Linked DNA regions of Homo sapiens: all the other regions are linked to region 3. A link is a contact called in ENCODE Hi-C data. All regions are on one chromosome and are shown on one strand. The core of a region is the stretch at or near the end of the contact, and the rest is flanking DNA. Distances in the headings are between cores, read along the strand shown.

Region 1 (4,116 bases), core at 1,617-4,116, 6.3 Mb after region 3:
TTTTTTATTTGTAGAGACAAGATTTTGCTGTTTTCCAGGTCGGCCTCAAACTCCTGGGCTCAAGTGATCCTCCTGCCTTGGCCTCCCAAAGTGCTGGCCTCTCAAAGGAGGGCAAAGTGGATTTAGGCCGAGCCACGGAGCCCACCCTAAATCTGTCTCTTTTTAAAAATGGCAAATTTTGTGTTATGTATATTTTACTATAATAAAAATTATGGAAGGATTTTTTCTTTTAAAGTTAGTGGTTAGAAACAATCTTTTACTAAGCTCACAAATTCTGGGGGTCAGAAATTTGGGCAGGGCACAGTGGGGATGTCTTGTCTCTGTTCCATGATGGCTGGGTCTCAGCTGAGCAAGCTCAAACGCTGGGAGTGAATCAATGTCTGGGAGCTGGATTCACCTAAAGGCACTTTCATTTACAGGTCTGGGTTAACTCAAAAACTACAACTGTCTACTGGAGTACCACATGTGGTCTCTCCATGTGGTTTGGTTTCCTAACAGCATAGTGGACTCAGGGTAGCTGATATGGTTTGGGATCTGTGTCCTTACCCAAATCTCACCTTGAATTGTCATAATCCCCATGTGTTATAGGAGGGACCCAGTGAGAGGTAATTGAATCATACGGGCGGCGTTTTCCTGTGCTTTTCTCATGATAATAAGTCTCATGAGATCTGATGGTTTTATTAATTAATTAATTTATTTTTATTTATTTTTATTTTTTGAGACAGAGTCTTGATCTGTTGCCCGGGCTGGAGTGCAGCAGTGCGATTTCGGCTTACTGCAACCTCCGCCTCCTGGGTTCAGGTGATTCTCCTGCCTCAGCCTCCCAAGTAGCTGAGACTACAGGTATGCACCACCATGCCCGGCTAAGTTTTATATTTTTAGTAGAGACGGGGTTTCACTACGTTGGCCAGGCTTGTCTAGAACTCCTGACCTTGTAATCCAACTGCCTCGGCCTCCCAAAGTGCTGGGATTACAGGCATGAGCCACTGCACCCAGCTGAGATCTGATAGTTTTATAAAGGGGAGTTCCCCTGCACATGCTCTCTTCTTGCCTGCTGCCATGTAAGACATGCCTTTCTTCTCTTTTGCCTTCTGCAGTGATTGTGAGGCTTCCCCAGCCAACTGAAACTGTGAGTCCATTAAACCTCTTTTTCTTTATAAATTATCATGTCTTGGGTATGTCTTTATTAGCAGTGTGAGAACAGACTACCACAGTAGCCAAACTTTATATGGTGGCTCAGGGCTCCAAACATTAGTGTTCTACTGGTGGGCAGTGGGGGAGTGGGTGGGGGGTGTGGAAGTGGAGAAGTGGGTGTGGTGGTGGGGAAGCAAAACCTGCATCCTATTTATGACTTAACCTTGGAAACATCATTTCTGTCATACTTTATTGGCCAAAGCAGACCTACAACTACCCAGATTCAAGTTGGTGGGGGCGGGGGGGGGTGCTTTGATGGAGGAATATCAAGATCACGTTGCAGACAAACATGTGTGAAGGACTCTATTGTTGCAGCCATCCTTGAAAAATATTATCTGCCATATGGTCTTTCTAAAATGGGTTAAAAGCAAAGAAACCACAGAAGAATCATCTTACAGAAACAGAGCAGGGGGAGAAGTCTTAATGGACAAATAATCTGCCTACACAAACAATGAGCAATTTACTTCTGGGAGGATCTCTCCTCAGGCAGGGAGATTGCCAAGCGCATTAGGCTGAGTAGAGTTGGTGACAGAACTCATAGTTGTATCAGCTCCTCTGTGTGTGATCTGAGTAGGAAAGTATTTGACTACTGGGGACTCTAGCTTCATCTTTAAAACAAAGTGTTGTGAGAACCAAGTAAAATACTGTATAGAAAGATAAATGTGTTGCAAAAAGGTCCCCGAATAGAGCCCACAGGTGGACACCCCCCGTTTGACAATGCCACTGGGAAAGACCATGTGTACTGCCAGTTTATCCTTGCCACTGTTTCCCCATAGCAGCCACCTTCCTGTTTCTTTTGCTTGCCTCTCTCAGAGGTAGATGCATTGAGGGTAAATGACCAGGACAGGGCCACACAGCCAAGAGATCAAAACCCAGATTTTTCTGGGATGCTAGTTTGAGATTTTCCATTCTACAAACGTCCAGCCACTCACGAGTTCTAACAGATGACTGATCTTAGCTGAGAAGCATGACATAGATACAAGGGAGTCACACTGCCCGGGTTCATATCCCAGCTGCACCGCTTACTAGCAGTGTGACCTTTGGAAGGATCGCTGTTTTCCCAGGTGTAAAACGGAAATAAGACCTCCCACAAAGGGGTAAGTAATCACGTGATACGGCACTCAAAACAGCGCCTTCAACATAAGTAAGCCCTTTGTGTTTGCCAAGACTAAATCACTACTGCATAGTTAGTATATAATTGGTGCTAAATGTTTTTTTCTCACTTTTTTTTTTGGTGCTAAATGTTTTAAGGTGAGAAAGTAACATTTAGGGATGTAATGAGATGTAATGGTGGGATCTCCGTGAAACGACAAATTCATTTTGGAGAAAGCTTTTTAAAAAACGCAAACCACAAACCTCTGCCATTTGTCAGCTTGAAGTCTACGGAACTGCAAGCAAAATAAAGATTGGTGAAACTTTGCTTCTGACTGACCCCTACAGTCCCAAATATTTTCTTGGCCTTTACAAAGCCCGCAGGCATCGTCACATGCAGTCCTGAAAAGCCTTTTCTCTATACTTCACACAGCCCAGACCAGCCCACGTGGATTCCTCGCCCGGCTGCTTCCGCTTCCATTTTGTCCCCTCCTATTTCTCATTCGGCGCCTCAGAATGACGTCTGAAATGAGCGCCGACGCTGCCCAAACAGGAGCCTGCGCATGCGCTCTGCCCTGGCAGCGGCCCTGTGCAGATCCCTGAGCGTGTGGCAGCAGTGCGGTCGTGGTCCCTCCCTATGCAGCCTGGTTTCTAGCGTGACACGCCCTTGACTTGAGGACCATGAACCGCAGCCGCCAGGTGACGTGCGTGGCCTGGGTCCGCTGCGGCGTGGCCAAAGAGACACCAGACAAGGTGAGGCCTGGTCGCTGGGAGACAAGGGGAGCAGCGTCTTTACGGCACTGGGGGTCCGCCCAGCTGGGGGAACGTGGACCCGGAACTCGGGGCGTTGGCTGGTGCGACTGGCTGGGGTGAGGGCGGCTTTGCCCGGATTGTCGCGACTAGAGCTGCAGTTCAGAAGGTCTGGTTCGCCTGAGCCTGGAGAGTCAAGGGCCGCGCCTTCTCACTGTTCCCACCCTCAAGCCCAACCCCACTCCCAAATTCGCACGCACATGGACTTAGCGGGCCGGAAAGGGGTGGGCTGCTGTTTTTGGTGGGTAATACCCCAAAAGGCTTTTTGACAACACCACTAGCTTCACTAGCACCCAAGTGCATTTTCAAGCATAACTGGGAAGAGAGCATGAAAACTCCACTTTCCACTCTTGTGCTCCGTGTCTGAAGGAGTGAGGATGAATGTGGTGTAGAAAAACTGGTGTGGAGGCTAAGATGTCGTGAGGCTGGGAGATGAATAGGGAATTTCTTGCAGTAATCCAAGTGAGATGTTGATGGTAGCAGGGAGGATGAGAGGTAAATGTCTAACACATGAAAAACCTACAAGAGTTGGAGACTGAGACTGTAGCAGAGGTGACGATTACTTAAGTAATTTCCTCATTGGATACTAAGTGCTTTCTGTAGGCCAGGCATTGTTCAGGGTCCTGGGATAGGCATGAACAAAATAGAAAAAGTCCCGCCGGGCGCGGTGGCTCACGCCTGTAATCCCAGCACTTTGGGAGGCCAAGGCGGGCGGATCACGAGGTCAGGAGATCGAGAGCATCCTGGCTAACACGGTGAAACCCCGTCTCTACTAAAAATACAAAAAATTAGCCGGGTGTGGTGGTGGATGCCTGTAGTCCCAGCTACTCGGGAGGCTGAGGCAGGAGAATGGCGTGAACCCGGGAGGCGGAGCTTGCAGTGAGCCGAGATCGCACAGCTGCACTCCAGCCTGGGCGGGCAACAGAGTGAGACTCCGTCTCAAAAAAAAAAAAAAAAAAAAAAAAAAAAAAATAGAAAAAGACCCTGCCTTTATGGAGTCGACATGTGCACATATAGTAT
Region 2 (4,169 bases), core at 419-2,918, 5.5 Mb before region 3:
CCATGCTGACTGGGTATCAGAGGCTACTCCCATTTCAACCCCTCCTTTTTCTGCGTGGCAGTTGAAAAATGAAAGTACCTCTTATTGGTCCCCTCCCGCAACCAATCAGACTGGTTGTGGGCCAATGGGCAACCTCTAGAGGGTATTTAAAGCCCAGAAAATTCTATAACCAATGCTCTTGAGCCGCTTGCACCAGGCGGTGCCCACCCTGTAGAGTGTACTTTCATTTAAAATAAATCTCTGCTTTCGCTGCCCTGCTTTGTTTGTGCGTTTTGTCCAATTCTTTGTTGAAAACGCCAAGAACTCGGACAGCTACCCTCAACTGGTAACAGTTACCTGCTGGGCCTACTTCCTCATCTCTTAAACGGGGCTGTCACCCCGAATCAGACAGTAAGGTAAGATTTCCACGATTGTTGAAAAAGCCTGACACATAGTAGGAACTCAAAGTCTATACAAAGACTTAAAGTTCATAAAACAATAGACAAACGGAGAAATCCACTGAAGTTTAGGGTGAATAAATCTAATAACTGTTTGGTAAAAACTACACTGACAATCATTGTCTGGTCAGTGTTCAACATTTACGTGAAACACTGAGCTTTTACAAGGCCAAGCCCCGTTTTACGTTAAATTCTCGCAACCACCCTGAGGATGGTTCCGTTTTTAAAGCCGCGTTCCTGCCGAGGAAACAATGGCCCTCGGGGTTAAGACACTGCCCAACACCGGCCGCGCCTGATAGACGCAGGTTCCGAATGCAGGCCCCCTCCAAAGTCTTGCCCACTGCTCCACAATGCCTCAACACCCAACATTTCATCCTCAACTCCAAATCCATCTCTTCAGGGCCGCAAAAAAGCGTTACTTCCCAAAGGGCGTGTTCTCCAAGAACTGCATTTAGCATTTCAGATCAGAGTGACCCGAACTCAATAGGATTACGACAAAAACTAGTGAGATTCAGATAACACCGTTACATCGAAAGTTTTAATCCGTGACAGAGGAAATATTGCTTACGCCCTTAGGTAATTTCAAATGCACGTATGAAGGCCGTGCGGGTTTCTGCAGGCGAAGCAAAAGAAAGGTGGGGCCGGCAGGGTCGTGGGGCGGGGGTGGGGCATGACACCGTATCCCAGACGCAACTCGACCTCGTTTGCAAGAAATTCTGTATCCAACTCTCTTCAGTGCGTTTCGCCGCCCCTAGTCTAGTCTGGCTAGCCCCCAATTCCTTTAAAAGGGGTTAAAACGGGTGTTGCAGAAGAGAGAACACTCAGGTAGAAAGGGCCTGCGGCAGAGGCGCCCCCAAATCATGGAACCTGTTGGAAGAGTGAGGAAGGAACTCTGGGACCCCGAACATTCTCACGGGTGTAAAAAGACAAAGTAAATCCCCATTAGCCAAGTTGGGGAGAAGTCACATCCGTTACACAGCCTCTCCCAGACCGCCCTCTAGGAAGGACACCACATTTAAAAACACCGGCCTGCCTCCAGTCCTTGGCTGCCTCACAGCGATGCTCAGAGCCGGTTTCCCAAGGTCCGCGCGCCGCCTGCAAGGCGCAAACCCAAGCCGCTGCTGGTTGCTAGGAGATACTGGGCCAGCCATCTCCTCCAATCAGCACGCACCTCTTTGCGTCCAATCACAGAGGCAGGAAGGGCCGTGGTGGGAGGTGAAAGGTCATAGTCCTGTTTGGCGGCCATTTCTCTTGAAACTGCGGCTCGGGACCTGCGGTACCTGCTGTAGTCACGAGGGACGGGCGGCGGCCTGGTCGGCAGAGAGTAGCCTGCAACATTCGGCCGTGGTTACGATGGTAAGGAGAAAGAGAACGGCGGGAGAAGCGGGGAGAAAGAGAAGGAGGGAGACCAGCCTCGCGGGGCCTGCTGGTTCCTTCGCGCGTTTCCCATTCATCCGCGTGAGGCGCCGCGCACCCTGTCGCCAGCTCCTTTCACTCTGCTTTTAGGTTTCTGAGGCGCGTGCTCCTCCCGATGCCTTTCTTTTCCTAGGAGTGCCCGTGCCTTCTTCTCTTTGTTTGAATCCGGGCCTGGGGTATTCTTAGTTGGGGCTATAGGGTCGGGGTAAAAGTCAAAGAGAATTTGCACTTCCCACTTAACCACACTCCAGAATTCACTTTCATTCCGTGAAAGTAATGATACGGCCATGCTCTAGATTAACTCACTTGGGTGGGGAAGACAGACATTAGTCAAAAAATAACAAGTATGTAATTGCAAATAATAAGTGCTAAGAACAATGCAGACAGGAGGCTGTGAGGGTGCGCGTTAGACATTAGAGGCTTAGTCAGAGATGGCCTCCCTAGGAGGTGGAATTTAACTCGAAGCCTAAGTGTCATGAAATACGACCCTTTAAAGAGCAGGAGGAGGAGTGTACCGAGCACAGGGAATAGGAGCATAAGACCTGCGGCCGGAAAGAAAGCTTGGTCATTTGGAGAAATTGACAGAAAGGTATAGCCACTTGCGCGAATAGTGGTTAAGAGATGGTATCGGAGGAGCAGGCGTTGGGCAGGACCTCTTAGGCTGTATTGGGAGGTTTTGATTGTACTCCAAATCAATTTAAAATGATTCGGTTGGAAGCCATTGGATCATTTTAAGCAGAAATATGACAATCTGATGTGCACTTTAAAAAATCATAGTTACTGTGGTGGATAACAAATTGGAGAATGAAAACTGGAGACCCATTAGGTTATTGGAGTAATCGCCATATCAAGATCACTCCGAATATGCTCATGTTAGAGGGGGTTAGTAGCCAAGTTTCTTAGTTCTCTTCTTTGTTTGACTGGTGAGTGAGCAGAAGAGGGCAAAAACCGAAATCACTGGAGATGTTAATGGTTTGCTGAATAAATAGACATTAAGTAATTGCTGTAAGTAAGAGGCGGTGCTACTGACAAAGTCAGATAGGACCTAGCCCTAGCTTCCCCAGTTAAATACTGTCAAGCGTGATCTGCCCTCTGCTTCCTTCTGTAGTTTTATATTTGGGGCTTTGACTGACAATGCTGAATTGTATGTCCCCAAAACCACCTTGTTGCATCACTCTTCCCTCCTTTTACATAAGTAGCTAGCCTTGCCTGGAACAGCATTTTTTCCCGCTCTGGAAATAAACTCTTATCCTTTAAAACTGAGGTATTACTTATTTCAGGCAACCTTTCCTTTTTCCCCTGGATTGCTTTGGTACCCTTGTGCCTAGTATATCTCCTTTTACTACAGTGCAGCATGCAATATAATTATTTGTATGTGAGGAGTTCCCCTCCCCATCTCCAACTTCTTGACAGGGACTCATTTATTTATTTATTTATAAGAGACAAGGTCTTGCTCTGTTGCCCAGGCTGGAGTGCAGTGGCCTAATCATAGCTCACTGCAGCCTCGAGCTCCTGGGTTCAAGCAGTCCTCCCACCTCATCCTCCCTAGTAGCTGGGACTACAGGTGTGCACCACCACACCTGACTATTTTTGGTAGAGATGGGGGTCTCACTATGTTGCCTGGGCTGGTCTTGAACTCGTGACCTCAAGTGATCCCCCGGCCTTGGCCTTCCAGATTACTGGAATTACAGATACGAGCCACCCTACCTGGCCCGCTTTTTTTTTTTTTTTTTTTTAGTGCCTTTATCTTTGTTTCTTTAGAGCTCAGAACAGTGAGTGATGTAGGTAGTCAGTGTATCTTAAGTGAATAGTCAGTGTTTTGTTTTGATGGGTTAAAGGTGAAATTGGCTAACTGGATATTTAAATTTCCCTGGTACTCTCAACAAATAAAAGTGAAAATTATGTACTAAAATAATAAGGAGTCAAAAGTTTTCTTCATTTGCATACCACAAAATATTGGTGATTCGGTAGAAGAGAGTTGGTGGTGGGAGGAAAAATAATTAATTAGATCCTTTTTTGTTCTTTGTGCAGAGTTTACCCCTCAATCCCAAACCTTTCCTCAATGGACTAACAGGAAAGCCAGTGATGGTGAAACTTAAGTGGGGAATGGAGTACAAGGGCTATCTGGTATCTGTAGATGGCTACATGAACATGCAGGTAAGCTAAAGAGCTGTAAAGGTCATAACATTGCATTTATTTTGCTTCACCTTATTTCTCAAAGGTTTAGTCTGACTAATAAGAATACATACAATTAAATTGACAAATATACGGCAAAATTCAAAAATAAAGTCAAAGCCAGGAGGGATACTGTGATAT
Region 3 (3,991 bases), core at 505-3,004:
ATTTTGTGAACTAGGTATACAAAACATCTAACCTTGTCCTTTGAGAGCTAAATACCAAATTAAATATTATAATTTCCTGGATGCGTAGGTGCATATTTTTCCTCCCAATGAAATATATTATTCAATATCAAACAAGTAATTAGTTATGTTACTATGTCCTTAGTTATGTTACTATTGTGTCATGCAGGCACAGAAGATAAACCAAATAATAAGAGAAATATGGCCGCGGCCTTTGGGAATCTCATTTTCTAATCAGCAGAATAGGAATATTTTAGCATGATCCCCTCACTACCCCTAAAAACCAAGGGGCCAGTAAGGAGGATAGTGGGACAATGTAATCCTCGCACAGGAAAAGTACTGTACAGCAGCAGTACCACTATAACCAACTTCAATCAGAGTTCTCCACGAAGCAATATAGCTAGTACAAGAAATTGAGAAAAAAGCTGAAAACAATAACTATTTTTGACAAAAAACCCACTTTTAAAAATAATAAAGCTCTATCCAATGCATCACAAAATATTCCCAGAAAGCTTCCTGTACACCAAGTATTGTGTAGGATAAAAAGCACAGTCCTTTTCCCATCCAGAGCCATTAGAGAAGATTAAAAACAAGTTACATTAATACAAAAAAAAATAGTTAACATCAGAAGTGATGCCACACTGTTATTTGGCAAAGACATGGCATAACTAAGAGCTGCGAGTTGAAAAATGAACAACACCATGGGCTAGAGAACCTTGGGAAAGTTCAACAGAATAGGTGTGACTTGACAAAGTCCTTTCTACCATTTACAGGTAGAAGAGAGGCGGAACAAAACTGAAGGCGGTTATGGAAGACAGGACAGCGCCTGTGATGCTTGGGAGCAAGAAGTATGCTCCCCAGAAAACTGTGGAGGGATTTAACCAAGCCAAAGAATCTGCACCTTCATTTGGAGGGTGAGAAACGAGTTAAAGAATGTGCACCCTCACTTGGGTTCTAGCGGGGCGAGGGTGTTACCTGATGCTTGTGAGAATGCAGTTCCCTCAATCAGCGGGCCAAGAACCAAGAATAAAGTTTCATTTGCCGACTAGAAATACCCGTATTATTACATGAAACGCTACAGCAGATTAGCAGACAAATGCCAAACTGGCCATAAAACAACATAAGCAACACCTGCTCTCAGGTTTTTCAAACTGACGCCGTCCCAGCGCCCCTGGTAAAGAGAATGATTAAGCTTCCACTCTGGGGCCGCAGCTCATCTTTCACCAAGAAACCTCGGCGAACCTGCGACTGACGCGTTGCCAGCCTCCGCAAGAACAACTCTGCCCAGCAAGTGGAGCTGGGGATGAGGGAAAACTTCATGATAAGGGTAAAGAACTCGAACCCAGGCTCTGCGGACGTCCCCAAGCTGTCCGGGTCCCTGGACCCCGCAGGAATCAAGGGGAACCGAGAGAGGACGGAGGAGAACGCGAGAGGCCGGATCCACCCCTACAGATGAAGATCCAAAGTGAGTCAAGTCCTCCGCGACCCGCCCCCTGAGGAGCTGGCTACTCTAGGGTATCCTGGCCGGCCCCTCTCCTCCTCTGCACCCCAGCCCTCGGCCGCGGCTCCCTCGAGCGCGCCCAGGTGCCCTTCTCGAACCCCTCACCCATGATGAACCCCCTGTCCTCCCTCGCCGATCTTCAGTGATTCCTTGGCCTTCGGCTGCAGCTCCGAGGCGGTTTCCTCGCAAGCCCAGTCAGCCAGCAACTTCCACGTCGGACTCCAGGCGGGGGCGGGAGCGAGGGTCAGCTGCGACTGCGCGCCGGGAACGGTGGCCTGAGCATCCGCGTCGTCGCTTTCGACTCACGGTCCCCGCTCACTGGATGTAGATACCGTGGAGGCCAGAAGAGACGAATAATTCAAAAACCTGAAGTCTCTCCTGCTTGTGTTTTTCTGGACAGAAAGAGCTTCTGAAATAGAGAAATTGGAATTTTTGTTTTAAATTCTGACACCAAAAAGTGGCGAATCTGACAACTGAAAATGCGAGTCGGGCCTCGATGAGTCGTCCCGGTCGAACGCTGGCGCAGGCTGCGGCGTTGCAGAGGACGCGTGTCCCGGAGCGCCCTGCGGGGCCAGCCCAACTCTCCCTAGGTGCTTTCTCCCAGAAAGAAACAAGACTACGTAATAATAATAGGAATGGTACCGCGCTGCCAATGCGGAGCAGCCTTGCACCTGAGGCCAGTAACCAGAGGTTTTTGTCTTCGCTGTGGCCTGCAGGACGAGGACCTCGCCGGCTTTTTTTCTCGCTGACCGAGCAGCTGAGACCGCCTTTCAGGGGTCGGCAGTGTGGACTGGCTGGTCCCGATCGTGGGGACCAGGGACTTATTCCCTCGAGGGTCGACTGTTGGAAGTAATGTAGGTTTTGATAGTGAAGTGTGTGGAGAGGAAGAAGGAAGCACACCTATAGGATGTGGAGAAGGGATTTCCCCTAGAGAAATTTTTAAAGGTTGAGCATGTATGTTTTGAAACTTCCCAAAGATCCATTGAAAAGTGAACCTTCCGGCCGGGCGCGGTGGCTCACGCCTGTAATCCCAGCACTTTGGGAGGCCGAGGCGGGCGGATCACGAGGTCAGGAGATCGAGACCATCGTGGCTAACACGGTGAAACCCCGTCTCTACTAAAAATACAGAAAATTCACCAGGCGTGGTGGCGGGCGCCTGTAGTCCCAGCTACTCAGGAGGCTGAGGCAGGAGAATCACTTGAACTCAGGAGGCAGAAGTTGCAGTGAGTCGAGATCGTGCCACTGCACTCCAGCCTGGGCGACAGAGCGACACTCCGTCTCAAAAAAAAAAAGAGAAAAGTAAACCTTCCATCCCTAATACCCTGTATCTCGGTGATCCCCAGTAGTCACTACTGTTAATACTCTCTTAGGTTTTCTTCCAAATCTTATTAATACCTTTGCATATTATGTTTTTATTTATGGTAGAGATTTTCATCCATTCAACAGAAGCTTATGGACTGCCTTTTTAGTTTATTTTAAAAGAATTTTTCTAGCTTTAAATAAAAATTGTATATATTTACAGTGTACCATGTGATGTTTTCATAGTTGTATATGTTGTGAAATGATAACATACCCATCACCTCACATAGTCGTGTGTGCTTGTGTGTATATGTTTATTTTGTGCTAAGAATATTTAAGGTCGGCCAGGTGTCGTGGCTCAGGCCTGTAATCCCAGCTCTTTGGGAGGCCGAGGCGGGCAGATCCCTTGAGCCCAGGAGTTGGAGTCCAGCCTAGGCAACATAGTGAGACCCCATCTCTACAAAAAAATAAAAAAATTAGCCAGGCACAGTGGCACTTGTAGTCCCAGCTACTTGAGAGGCTGAGATGGGAGGATCACTTGAGCCTGGGAGGCAGAGGTTGCAGTGAGCCAAGATCCCGCCATTATTCTGCTCTCATTCTATGAGTTCCACTTTTTTTGACTCTACATATAAGTGGGATCATGAAGTATTTGTGTTTCTGTGCCTAGCTTATTTCCCTTAGCATAAATTCACCCATGTTGTCACAAATGACAGGATTTTCTTCTTTTTAAAGGCTGCATAGTATTCATTATATATATAAATATACATACATATACCACATTTTTACATTTCACGTTTTCTTTATCCATCAGTTCACTCTTAGGTGATTCCATACTTTGGCTATTATGAATAATGCTGCAATGAGCATGGTGATGCAGATATCTCTTTGACATACTGATTTCATTTTCTTTGGATATATACCCAGAATATATGGTATATACGTATATATTGTATATATGGTACATATGCATATATGATATATATGGTATATACTATATGGTTTATACTGTAGTTCTATTTTTAATTTTTTGAGGAGCCTCCATACTGCCTTCCATAGTGGCTATACCAATTTACATGCTCACCAACCATGCCTATCTTGGTTTTGATTTGTTTGCAGACTCCACTAGTTGTCTAGGTTCTGAACTAGTTTTTGCCTCTTGCTCTCATCCTTGCC

What was found. A loop is a pair of places that touch in the nucleus more often than their neighbours do. Pooled maps may share reads with other maps.
Region 1: a loop to region 3 is called in a pooled map, with 3 times the contacts of the local background. The contact joins the promoter of PWP1 here to the promoter of ARL1 in region 3. A Hi-C loop is called at or near these places in 4 of 50 pooled maps.
Region 2: a loop to region 3 is called in a pooled map, with 5 times the contacts of the local background. The contact joins the promoter of SNRPF here to the promoter of ARL1 in region 3. A Hi-C loop is called at or near these places in 2 of 50 pooled maps.

Annotation. Positions count from the first base shown.
Region 1 is chr12:107,682,933-107,687,048 of GRCh38, forward strand. PWP1 (PWP1 homolog, endonuclein) reads left to right here and starts at 2,867. Exons shown (of 15, transcript NM_007062.3): 1 at 2,867-3,039. The coding sequence starts at 2,968. RefSeq lists a silencer at 1-246 and enhancers at 2,676-2,935, 3,156-3,205.
Region 2 is chr12:95,857,284-95,861,452 of GRCh38, forward strand. SNRPF (small nuclear ribonucleoprotein polypeptide F) reads left to right here and starts at 1,669. Exons shown (of 4, transcript NM_003095.5): 1 at 1,669-1,793; 2 at 3,885-4,010. The coding sequence starts at 1,791. It overlaps SNRPF-DT (SNRPF divergent transcript), which reads right to left and starts at 1,556. Exons shown (of 3, transcript NR_135014.1): 1 at 1,471-1,556. RefSeq lists enhancers at 1,378-1,993, 1,392-1,451, 1,502-1,561, 1,682-1,911, 1,942-1,991.
Region 3 is chr12:101,406,018-101,410,008 of GRCh38, forward strand. It overlaps ARL1 (ARF like GTPase 1), which reads right to left and starts at 1,755. Exons shown (of 6, transcript NM_001177.6): 1 at 1,625-1,755. The coding sequence starts at 1,628. RefSeq lists enhancers at 1,238-1,287, 1,368-1,417.